2 separate regions of the Homo sapiens genome follow, and region 1 is linked to region 2. The links are chromatin loops, found by intact Hi-C in ENCODE. Cell type or tissue: endothelial cell of umbilical vein. All regions are shown on one strand. Each heading gives the region's core, and the rest is flanking DNA. Links, peaks and the distances in the headings are about the cores only.

Region 1 (5,383 bases), core at 304-5,303, 230 kb after region 2:
TCCTCTGTTTGGAATTCAGGTACAACTGACCAGCAGTAACATTAAAACAGAGAACTTAAGACTGACAAAACAGACTTTTTGTAACAATAAGATACCAGATTCCAACCTGATTCTGGTATAGCATCACATGACAGATAACAGGCCCTAAAAAAATGAAAATATTTTACCCCGAAATACATTTCTTTGACCTTTTTTTTTTTTTTTTGAGGTGGAGTCTCGCTCTGTGTCCCAGGCTGGAGTGCAATGGCACGACCTCGGCTTACTGCAATCTCTACCTCCCAGGTTCAAGCGATTCTCCTGCCTCAGCCTCCTGAGTAGCTGGGATTGTAGACACCCACCACCATGCCCGGCTAATTTTTGTATTTTTAGTAGACATGGGGTTTCACCATGTTGGCCAGGCTGGTCTCTAACTCCTGGCCTCAAGTGATCAACCCACCTCGGCCTGCCCAAAGTGCTGGGATTACAGGCGTGAGCCACCACGCAGAAACCAGCTCTTACATGCTGAGTAGTTCACCACACAGAGAAAGGCCTTTTAGAATTCAAGTGATCTTCTAAGGTTTATTTTAACTGTATACTATCATGTGCAAAGTATCATAGCATTAAAATATCTCACCTTAGGCCTCCAGCCAATGCTTTTATTTAATTAATTAATTTATTTATTTGAGACAGGGTCTCACTCTGTTCCCAGGCTGGAGTACAGTGGCACATTCATAGCTCACTGGTGCCTTGACCTCCTGGGCACAAGCAATCCTCCCACCTCAGCCTCTGGAGTAGCTATAGCTAGGACTACAGGTGTGCACTACCACGTGCAGCTAATTTTTTTTTTTTTTTTTTTTTTCTGTAGAGATGGGGTTTCACCATGTTGCCCAGGCTGGTCTCAAACTCCTGGGCTCAAGTGATCTACCCACCTCAACCTCCCAAAGTGCTAGGATTACAGGGTGAGCCACAGTACCCAGCCTAAGATTTGAATATTCTCAAGGTCTCTTAGTTCCTACAATGCAGTAATTTTGTAGCAGTTTGAAAATCCAGACATACTATATAGGTTTTCCCAGCTACTCCTTGAGTTGGCTTTGTTTCTGCTATTTAGTCTCAGGAACTGTTGCAGTGGTTCCTATCTACATCTGTGATAAACAGCTTTTCCTAGAACAACTTGCAGACATGGCAATGTTCAGGTTTAAGTAGACGATGTACTATTGTGTTTGGCAGGAGAGGCCATTAAAAAAAAAAAAAGCAGCCCTCATACTAAATTTCTTTTGAAAGGTGTTACTGATCAAAAAATATAGCTCAGAATTGAAAATTGTTTGGACTAAATAACTGTGTCCTTTCTCTCACCTTCCCATTCAATCCTTCCACCTAAGTAGATTGATATGAAAAAGTACATAGGATTGCTTAAAGCTTTTATCTTTGTTAGTAATCACCCTGGAAGAATTTTTAAATTATTGATTTAAGTAGAATCTTTTATTCTTGGTTTAAATGTATACAAAAACTACCTACATGCTCACCTACAATCTCGATTTTCTTTGAAATTCATCTATTTTCTCACTTGTCTACATCAAGGGGAAATAGGGAGCGAGGATAGGTCTGAACCAAAGTACTCCCACTTAAATGGCATGATGTGTCTACGTATCTATGTGTGTGTGCGTGCCTGTGTGTGCACATAGCAAATTACTGGTTGCAATAAAATTTGTTAGAATTTCAATTTGGCTTCATTAAGTCTGAGACAGTGAAGTAATACTAAGGGAGAAATAGAATAGGTGAAGAGAAATAAATACTAGATCAATTTTCTTTCAAGAAAGACGTTTTAGAAGAAGTAGTATTCATTTTTTAGGTCATCATTGACATTTCTCAATATTATATTCCTATAAACTGCATATCAGGACTTGTATGTGCTTGAGGAAGCTACATTTTCACAGCAGGAGAGGAAATCAGAATAAAGCATTGAGATGCAGGTGCACAGTAATACAAGTGGGCTCTTTCCCCTGCAGCCTGAATGCCTGGCCAATAATGCAGAAGCTCTTGGAGCCGGGCTCTCAGGGTCTCCCGGAGCTAAGCCAAGAAGTATGGGGGTGGGGCAGGGGGGGTCAGGAGAGAATAATTGTTATTCAGTCTTCTTTAATGAGATGTATTGCCCACTGCTGAAAGATTGTGGCAGTGCCTTTTGTTATGCTAATTAGACACCATTAGAGCTTGGCTCTCTTTGATTTCTGCTTAATCTTTTCTGCTTCCTCAGCCTCAATCCTGACTGGCAAATGGTTGAAAGATGGTGGGGTGTACTGCACGTGTTATTTATTGCTCACATCTATGCTGAGTTCTTTGGGGAATGGGGGGGAATGTAAGATTTATCTTACCAAAGGCAGTTCCTATTTTGGACGTTCATTTTTGGCTTATTTTTAAAAAATGAATTTTTTGATAATGATTACTTTCTGCCTTTTAAGTCCAAATGCCACTGTTTTTTATATGGTTGCTTTTGCAGCCACACTGAATGGAAAATGACAGATTGGAAAATGTAGATGGCCTCTCCTTGGTTGCCTGATTTTCCCTAAAAACAGTGAGCAAGCTGATCATGCCATAAGGTTTTAGAGATGCTGTGGTCAACCAGAAAAATGGAAGCAAGAATAATTTAATGGTCAAAAAGAGCAATTTTGCTATTCAAAATTCCTGCCTTTACAGTTTATAGACATGTGTATACATTCCTTCCTAAAACTAAAACATTACATTTACATGATTACCACAGTTAAGAGTGTGGTGAGGTTTTTTTTTTAATTTTTTTGAAAAATGACTAATATCCTTTCTAAAACAGTGAAATGGTAGATTTCCGTTAAATTTTTAAAAACAACATCATAATGTTTTAGAGCAGCCCTCTCCAATAAAAATATGGTATCAACCACAGATGTTACTTCACATTTTTTGATAGCCGCATTAACAGAGTAAAAAGAAACAGGTGAAATTTGTTTGAATAATATATTTTATTTACTCCAGTATATCAAAACTATTATCATTTCAGCCTGTATTCAGTATAGAAATTAATGAGATGTCTTACATTCTTTTATTCATGTGAAATTTTTGAAATCCGGTGTGTACTTTGCACTGGTGTATGTTTGATAACACATCTCAATTGAGATTCGCCACATTTTAAGTGCCCAGTGGCCACATATGGCTAGGACTACTGTATACATGGTGCAGTTTTAAAGTAATTGGGTAATTCACCACTTGCCTAAAACAACTGGCAGGATAGAATCCATTTTTAACATTATAGATTAAATATTATGAGGTATGTGACCTTGACCAAGTCACTTAATCTCTAAGGGACCTGTATTCTCATCTGTAATATGAAGAGTTTGTCCTAAATGATCTCTGAAGTCCTCTCTTCTATCCAATCCAGCTCTGAATTCATGATTTTAAAAATTCTCATTTAGAAGTTGGGTAGGCTGGAGCTTATCCATCCTTTCTCATAATTTAGTATTTGAAAAGAAGCTTTCTTATGCCATAAAGATAATTAGAAAGCGTCCTGCATACCACACCCACACCTTTTTTTCTTCCAAATGTCTGAATCTTTCTTGGAATTATTCTGAGTTTTATACCATTGGTAATGCCTGGTGGTGTAGCTCACTGAGTTGCCTGACTCCCCATGCTTTTGGAATGAGGACTTGGAGCAATGAAGGTGTGAGGGAAGTTGGCAAGTAGTTACTGCAGATTACTAGATTACATAAACAATCTCTCTCTCCAATGCTTTTGCTTTTGCTTTTCTCTTTTTTTAAATTTGGCTTACTTTTTGTGTCGTCAGTGAAACAAAACTTCTACAAGCACCTTCCAAGAAAGTGACCTATTAAATGTTATCACTGGTCACTTATGTACCTTTTGGGGATGGGGAATGTATGAAAAAAATTTTTTCCCAGAAGCACAGCCCAGTTTCATACATATTTTTGCCCATTTGTGAAAAAAAAGGACATTTCCTTATTTTAGTGTTTATTCGTTGAAAATTAAGTGAAACTTTTTTCACATATGTGCTGTATGTAGATAATTTAGATTTTTGGTTTTGAATTGCTTTTTTAGCAGTTTGTTTTTCTGTTGGGAACATTTATTGTTTTCTTACTGTTTTGTAAAGGCTCTTCATATTATATAACCTATAACATGTCATTAGTATATATGTCATACTTGCAATTTTTTTCTATTTGCTTTTTGACTTTGTTTATGACAATCTTAATATACTTTTTTTAATCAGTAGTTAAAAACTTCTCATTTATGGCAACATAGCATTATGTTAAAAATGTTTCATCAACACGTTACATGTCTAATAATTTATATTTCCTCCAAGTATTTTGTGGCTTCTTCTTTTTCATCTTTTCAACTGACAAATAAAATTGTATCTATTTAAGATGCACAACCTACTTTTATGAGTAGGTCCCTTTCTGAGAATCTGCTCTCAAAGAAGACTGGCCTAGACTTGCCAAGTAATGGCTGAGAGAGACCAGTGGGAATAGATCAAGAGGGTGGAAGTGAACGGAAATTCTGTTCAATTTTTAGGTTTGCGCTTTTCATAAAAAAGTTCTACACTTATATCCAGTGTTGGCTCCATGGGCCCTTTCCATGAATCAGATCTCATGGATAGATCTTACTGGCAGTATCTGGCCATAGAACTTCAGTTTTCAATATTGAGCACTTTCCCAGGCTGCCTGGGCATGACAGAGCTTGCCCAGTGTGGGGAAAAACAGACCTGATGTACTTTGTGCCGGCTCTGTGATAGGAGGGTCAACTTGTTTGGGTTTGTTGAGAGGGTAGATTTCATGTTATATGTTCTTACCACAATTTTTTTTTTTAATTCCACAAAAAGCTTTATAGGCAATACCTTTGAATGCTCTAGAATACTCAGAATGTACAGGCAGGTGGTTAAAATGCAGCTGCTTTTTGAACTGGCAGTTTAGGTAGCACTAGATTTGGATCCCTGACGCCAGGCAGGAAGGCATCAGTGTGGCATTTCCTGTGTAACTATTTGCTCTTACTATTGGCTCTCGATCAGCAGATGAAAATAGCTTTGTTACTAAGAATGGGATTTTGCCCCCAGCTGGGAAGAGACTACCTCGGATTGTCTTCCTCTTACTGGGGTAGACACGGCTAGAAGAAAACCAACCAGCGTGAAGAAAAGCACAAGGAGATTCTTGTTAGAAGAAACTTCATGGTCTGATTCAGTAGAACTGCCTCGGGCCTGGTCTTTGTATCTTGTATCACTGCACAAAGAAGGGAAGAATAACTTTTGAAAAGCCAAATTGTTTTACAATTTTTCTTTCTACTTAGGTTATTTCTGAAATGCAAAGAAAGAAGAAATAAAGCTACTAAGATACTCATGGCAATTAATAGATAAGCATATATACTTAAAAATATGGCT
Region 2 (5,383 bases), core at 267-5,266:
AAAGTGCTAGGATGGCAGGCACGAGCGCCCGGCCTCAAAGAGGTATTTTTTATGCAAAGAAGAGTAGAGGTCATTTTAGGCAGAGGAAACAGCATGGGCGTAAAGCATAGTGGCCGGAGCTATAGTGACTTCCCCTGGGAACTACAGGTAATTCAACCTCTGCCTCCTGGGTTCAAGTGATTCTCCTGCCTCAGCCTCCTGAGTAGCTGGGATTATAACCATGTGCCACCACGCCCGGCTAATTTTGTATTTTTAGTAGAGATGGGGTTTCTCCATGTTGGTCAGGCTGGTCTGGAACTCCCGACCTCAGGTGATCCGCCCGCCTTGGCCTCCCAAAGTGCTGAGATTACAGGCGTGAGCCACTGCACCCAGCGTAATTTCTGAATTCTCTAAGATTATTTTTTTAAGAAGAAAGAACCCCTAAAAATTTAATATGCACTGTGACCCTTAAAAGAAACAGCAGGAAGTAAAAGCTGATTAATTTAATGCATATTAAATAAATATAACATATATGTTTAATGTATTTTCCTTAGTGGGAGAATACAGGCTGGAACTGGATGGTGGAGAAAGACTCAAGGATAAAATTGAGAGGAAAAAACAAAGGATAGGAATGGAGAACAAAAGATGGGGAAGGGGCCAGACGCGGTGGCTCATGCCGGTAATCCCAGCACTTCGGGAGGCTGAGGTGGGCGGATCACCTGAGGTCAGCAGTTGGAGACTAGCCTGGCCACGTGGCGAAAGCCCGTCTTTACTAAAAATACAAAACTTAGCTGGGTATGGCATGGTGGTGTGCGCCTGTAATCCCAGCTACTCAGGAGGCTGAGGTAGGAGAATCACTTGAACCTCGGAGGCGGAGGTTACAGTGAGCCGAGATCGTGCCATTGCACTCCAGCCTGGGTGACAGAGTGAAACAGTCTCAGAAAAAAAAAAAAAGAAAAGAAAAGAAAAGATGGAGAGTGGAGAGCACACACCGGGTAGTGGGAGGTAGAGTTAGCAGATTTTCCAAGGATTTTTAAATGATGTGTACTTGATGTAGGTTTCCCTGCCATCCAGTGCTCTTTAACTATAGATCCCCATAATCATTATTTACAGTTTTTGTATGTTTGTGGTTATTTTTAGAGACTACTCATGAATAATTGAAACAACTTATCTTGAAAATTTTCCTCAAAGATAAAGCAGGAACTACTAGAGAAATGCTACTTCTTGACTAGATAAAATCAGTCTTCACCCATATTTTAATTCATTACAGTGAAGCTCATACATAGTTATAGTGAGCCATAATCTTTTGAAATTGAATTTTGGCAAAGTTTGATTTTTCAAAGAGGATTTTCTTTGTGGTGAGACTATTTTATTGAGGATATTATCCTTCTTTTATTATCAAACTTTTAGGTCTTCTACTTCCGTCTCCTGTCATCTCAGATTGCTATGGCGCAGAGATGGGAATCTAGCTGTTGGGGTTGCTGTTTATTCAGGGAAAAATGGCTTGTGTTTCATCTACAGGCTGGTCTGTAATTGCTTGGGTAAGATGATAATGGAATCTCATAGCTAAACTTAAGGCTTTTTTCCTGTACAGTGCATTTCATTCTTCCTAGTATTTGCTTTTCCTTTTACCAAAATTAATGCATCAAAAGGATGGTGGACGATCTGATGAACATAATGTTCATTTAAAAAGTTGGGTAGACTGAACAATTTTTGGGAAAACGAAAACAAGTCAGGTAGATGAACAATTTTAGAAAAAAGTAAAATCTTCCCTTGGATGCGTGAAAAAACCCTAATTTCTGTCTCCTACTTTCCTACCCCACCACTTTCTTTTTTTGCATGTATTTATTTTTACAGGCATGGAAGTTTTTAATGGGCATTCACTTCTCTTATCTTAGTTCTTCCTGCTTTTATCTCTTTTTCATTTTCTTTTTTTTTTTTTTTTTTTGAGACGGAGTCTTGCTCTGTCGCCCAGGCTGGAGTGCAGTGGCACGATCTCGGCTCACTGTAAGCTCCGCCTCCCAGGTTCACACCATTCTTCTGCCTCAGCCTCCCGAGTAGCTGGGACTACAGGCGCCCGCCACCATGCCCGGCTAATTTTTTGTATTTTTAGTAGAGACAGGGTTTCACCGTGTTAGCCAGGATGGTCTCGATCTCCTGACCTCGTGATCTGCCTGCCTCGGCCTCCCAAAGTGCTGGGATTACAAGCATGAGCCACTGCGCCCGCCCCCTCTTTTTCATTTTCATGTGTTTATTTTCCTGACATATACTTACCAAATTCCAAGTTATAGTGCAGACTGGGACTATCTTACTGAACCTGACATTGTGTCCATTTTAAGCTAGCCCAGCAGGCCCTTCATTTTGGTCTAAGGCTGTGTTCATGAAGACTGTCCCATTGTATCCCCACCACCAATAGGGATGGATGCAAAGGGTCCAGGACGTTAGTCAGTGTCCCCTTGCCAGCTCTTAGCTAATAGCCAGTTTAATGGTGAATCCATATCTATCGTGAGCTGGAAGAGCTGAAGGGCACACGGTAAGGGCCAAATAAAGGTTTGGATGAATTGAGAACTGAACGTGCAAAGAAATAAAGCTCATAACTGAAGTCCTTAAGAAATGAAGCTTTTTAGGCAAGCACTTCTGTCCGTAAGTCTAGCCAATTAAGTGTGCAGATATAAGCATGTGTCCCAATGTGTGTCCATGAGTGACTACTGAAGCCCTCAGGTGCTCTGGTGACTTCATATGCAAGCGTGGCCTGGCAGGAACTGCCTGTGCTATGACTAATCAGGAGACTTTCCAGGGAAAAGGATGTCAGGCATGGGGATTCCACATTTAGCGTCACTTTTAGTATGTAATGACTTCCATATCCTATTTGAAGGATCCATTCTCATTAGGATTCTTCATGCTTGAAATACACCCTTACAAAAGCTGAACTTTCTCACGTTGACTAAGAACAAGATCATCTTTGACAGATTTTTGAATTGAATTGGCAAAGCAAAATTCTCCTCAAGTCCAAGGGTTTCATTTTGCTCATGCTCTTTCGTTCCATTGTGTTTTAAACCAGGTTGCTATTATATAGAGTATTTTAGCAGCCTTGATCTTGGAAACATCAAGACCATTGTTCCTATTGTTGCTGATTTAGTGTTACAGCTGCTTCCTCTTTATGTGATTTAATTTGAGGTTTCAGCCCACCAGGGGGCTATTGGTCCCCACCTATGCAGCTTGAAGAGCTGGCTGCTGTTTCTCTATGGATGTTATTTCCATTCCTATTCATAGCGATTTTTCCCCTTCTATATTCATCTAGCAACAGCAAGGCACTGTTCCAGGAACCCACACTCTCTACATAAGGCATAACATGGAACCATTTGGATGGAAAAATTATAAATTAAAATTATTCTGTTCATTTTAAAATATTCATATTGTGTTGCTCAAATGCCAGTAACTGGAAAATCATGGATAATGTCCTGTTTTTATAACCTCTTTCAGAATGTTTTAAAATCTGTTTATGTTGTTACTTAGCCATCTCTTTTCCTGGAGTGGATTTTGTGATAAGATTTTGTTAAAAAAAAGATTGTATGAGTCCAGCGCCTAATGGCAGATATAATATTAAAGATGATACCACTAATTTCAGTCCACTTTTTAAATAGAAAAAGATTTATTCCGTGTACAGAGAATATTTATAAAATTGTACACCTCTAAAAATAGCCTATGGACATGCCAGACTATTTCTTTGGAGGATAAAGCTTTTTATTAAATGATTAAGATTAAGCAAAGGTTTATTATTTCTGGAAGTAGGTATTTAATTTAAACTATGAAAACCCATATATCCATAATACTACTAATTTTCAGATGCTAAAAATATCTTCAGCTTTTAAAATGTATTGAGCTTTTTATTTTTTAAAAAGCTTTTTAAGTGCTCTTTTTTCTATGTATTCTGTTCTCAATGCTAAGTTATTGATTCTTTAATTTGGGAAAACTAAAATCTTATTTCTATCCTTGTATTTTCCATGTTGTGTGGGTGTGGGTGAGGATGTGTATGTCTCAGAAAGATAGACAGGCAGGAAAAAGTGAAAATGTTTTCATATGGTTTAGTTTTTTGCTGAAGTAATTATATTTCTTATGCTAAAGGAAAGAATAGTGATTGGAAATCTTTTTGCTGTGTTTTTTTCTACCTCATGGAACATATTAAGAGGAGCGAAGATCTTTATTTTATGCTTTTTTATTCTGTGAGTTTTAAGTCCACGTTCACATAAAAGCCATGTGTTTTATTTGTTGTCTCTCTTGGCTAGGAATATTTAAATGTATTTTTGAAACTCTTCTGTTCTGTCAACTAAAGGTAATTTAAAATTATAATTTTAAGACACTTTCTAGAAACTTATACTTTGGTTCAGGCTAAAGTCTTCAGTTTGTGTGCCTGTGTGTGTGTGTTGAGGTTCTTCAGAAGCAACAAACCACTTGAGCGTGAGCAAATTTCACAGGCTCCCTTCATTGTTTGTTTTAGCCTCGTTAATCATTTGGCCTTTGAAAATAGGCTGATCATTTCATTGAATATGGATTGAGAAAAGTTCTGTGTGCCATGAAAGGCCTGAATGGCTCTTGCTGACTCTGTTTTATTCATTTTAAATAACATGAGGGGGATCCCAAAGTATTTCCTCTGGACTTTTGAAGCATTATCATTGCAGGGTATGATATTTGAAGTCAGGATTCTTTATAACAATAATAACGACAAGAATATATATACATTTTCCTAAAGTCTGATTTGTGGAAAATAGAAAGCAAACTGTCAGTAAACAGGTTTTCCAACACAAACACTCAGTTTAGGCAGCAACCAACTTTTTTGAATGCAGCAACAAAATGAATACTATTTTTAATTGAATAATGAAGACAGACTAGAATAGTTGCTATGAGAAAAATGGATACCTTATAATTAATAATATGTGAGCTAAACCTTAACTACACTTGACATTTTTCCTTAGGTTGGTGCCATACTGATTAATGAGTTAACTGCTGATGGTGCCTATTCTGTGGAGTGACTGTTTCAGTTCCAGGGCTTAGAGTGTTCAATAAAATAGGTATTCTCTGAGGTGGGACTGAGGCTTTAGTCTTGATCAAAGTGCTTTGGGGGAAGCACAGTTGAACTGATTGGCTGTGAATGTTAATCACTTCATAGGACACACTGATAATTTACAGCATTGTTGTAACTCTCTGGTGTTCGTAAAATGAACTTAATAACCCACTGGCACCATGGGATAAGCTGCTTTTTCTCTGCAATTGAATACCCAGACTGCCTGAATAATAGTGTTGAGAAATACTGCATTAAAAACAGTGAGCAGCTGTATGATGAAGGAAACAGCTCTGCCACAGATTTGTTAATTATCTCTTTTGATTCACAGAGGGTGTTTGTGAG

What was found. Peaks named below come from ENCODE experiments on the same cell type or tissue, not always from the same donor. Only the 100,000 strongest peaks of a DNase experiment are listed, where the experiment ranks them.
Region 1: a loop joins it to region 2, with 2.2 times the contacts of the local background. A loop is called at or near these places in 1 of 110 quality-filtered maps.

Annotation. Positions count from the first base shown.
Region 1 is chr6:21,184,008-21,189,390 of GRCh38, forward strand. The region is part of intron 13 of CDKAL1 (CDKAL1 threonylcarbamoyladenosine tRNA methylthiotransferase); the gene reads left to right. Among named protein-coding and RNA genes, the nearest start is that of LINC00581, 330 kb to the right of the region's middle. RefSeq lists an enhancer at 1,803-2,529. In endothelial cell of umbilical vein, for the core only: no CTCF peak of the experiment used is centred there; DNase peaks (open chromatin) are centred at 2,874 and 5,024; H3K27ac peaks cover 982 bases.
Region 2 is chr6:20,950,050-20,955,432 of GRCh38, forward strand. It overlaps CDKAL1 (CDKAL1 threonylcarbamoyladenosine tRNA methylthiotransferase), which reads left to right. Exons shown (of 16, transcript NM_017774.3): 10 at 5,370-5,383. Among named protein-coding and RNA genes, the nearest start is that of CDKAL1, 420 kb to the left of the region's middle. In endothelial cell of umbilical vein, for the core only: a CTCF peak has its summit at 3,171 (motif pointing right); DNase peaks (open chromatin) are centred at 2,812 and 3,152; H3K27ac peaks cover 1,482 bases.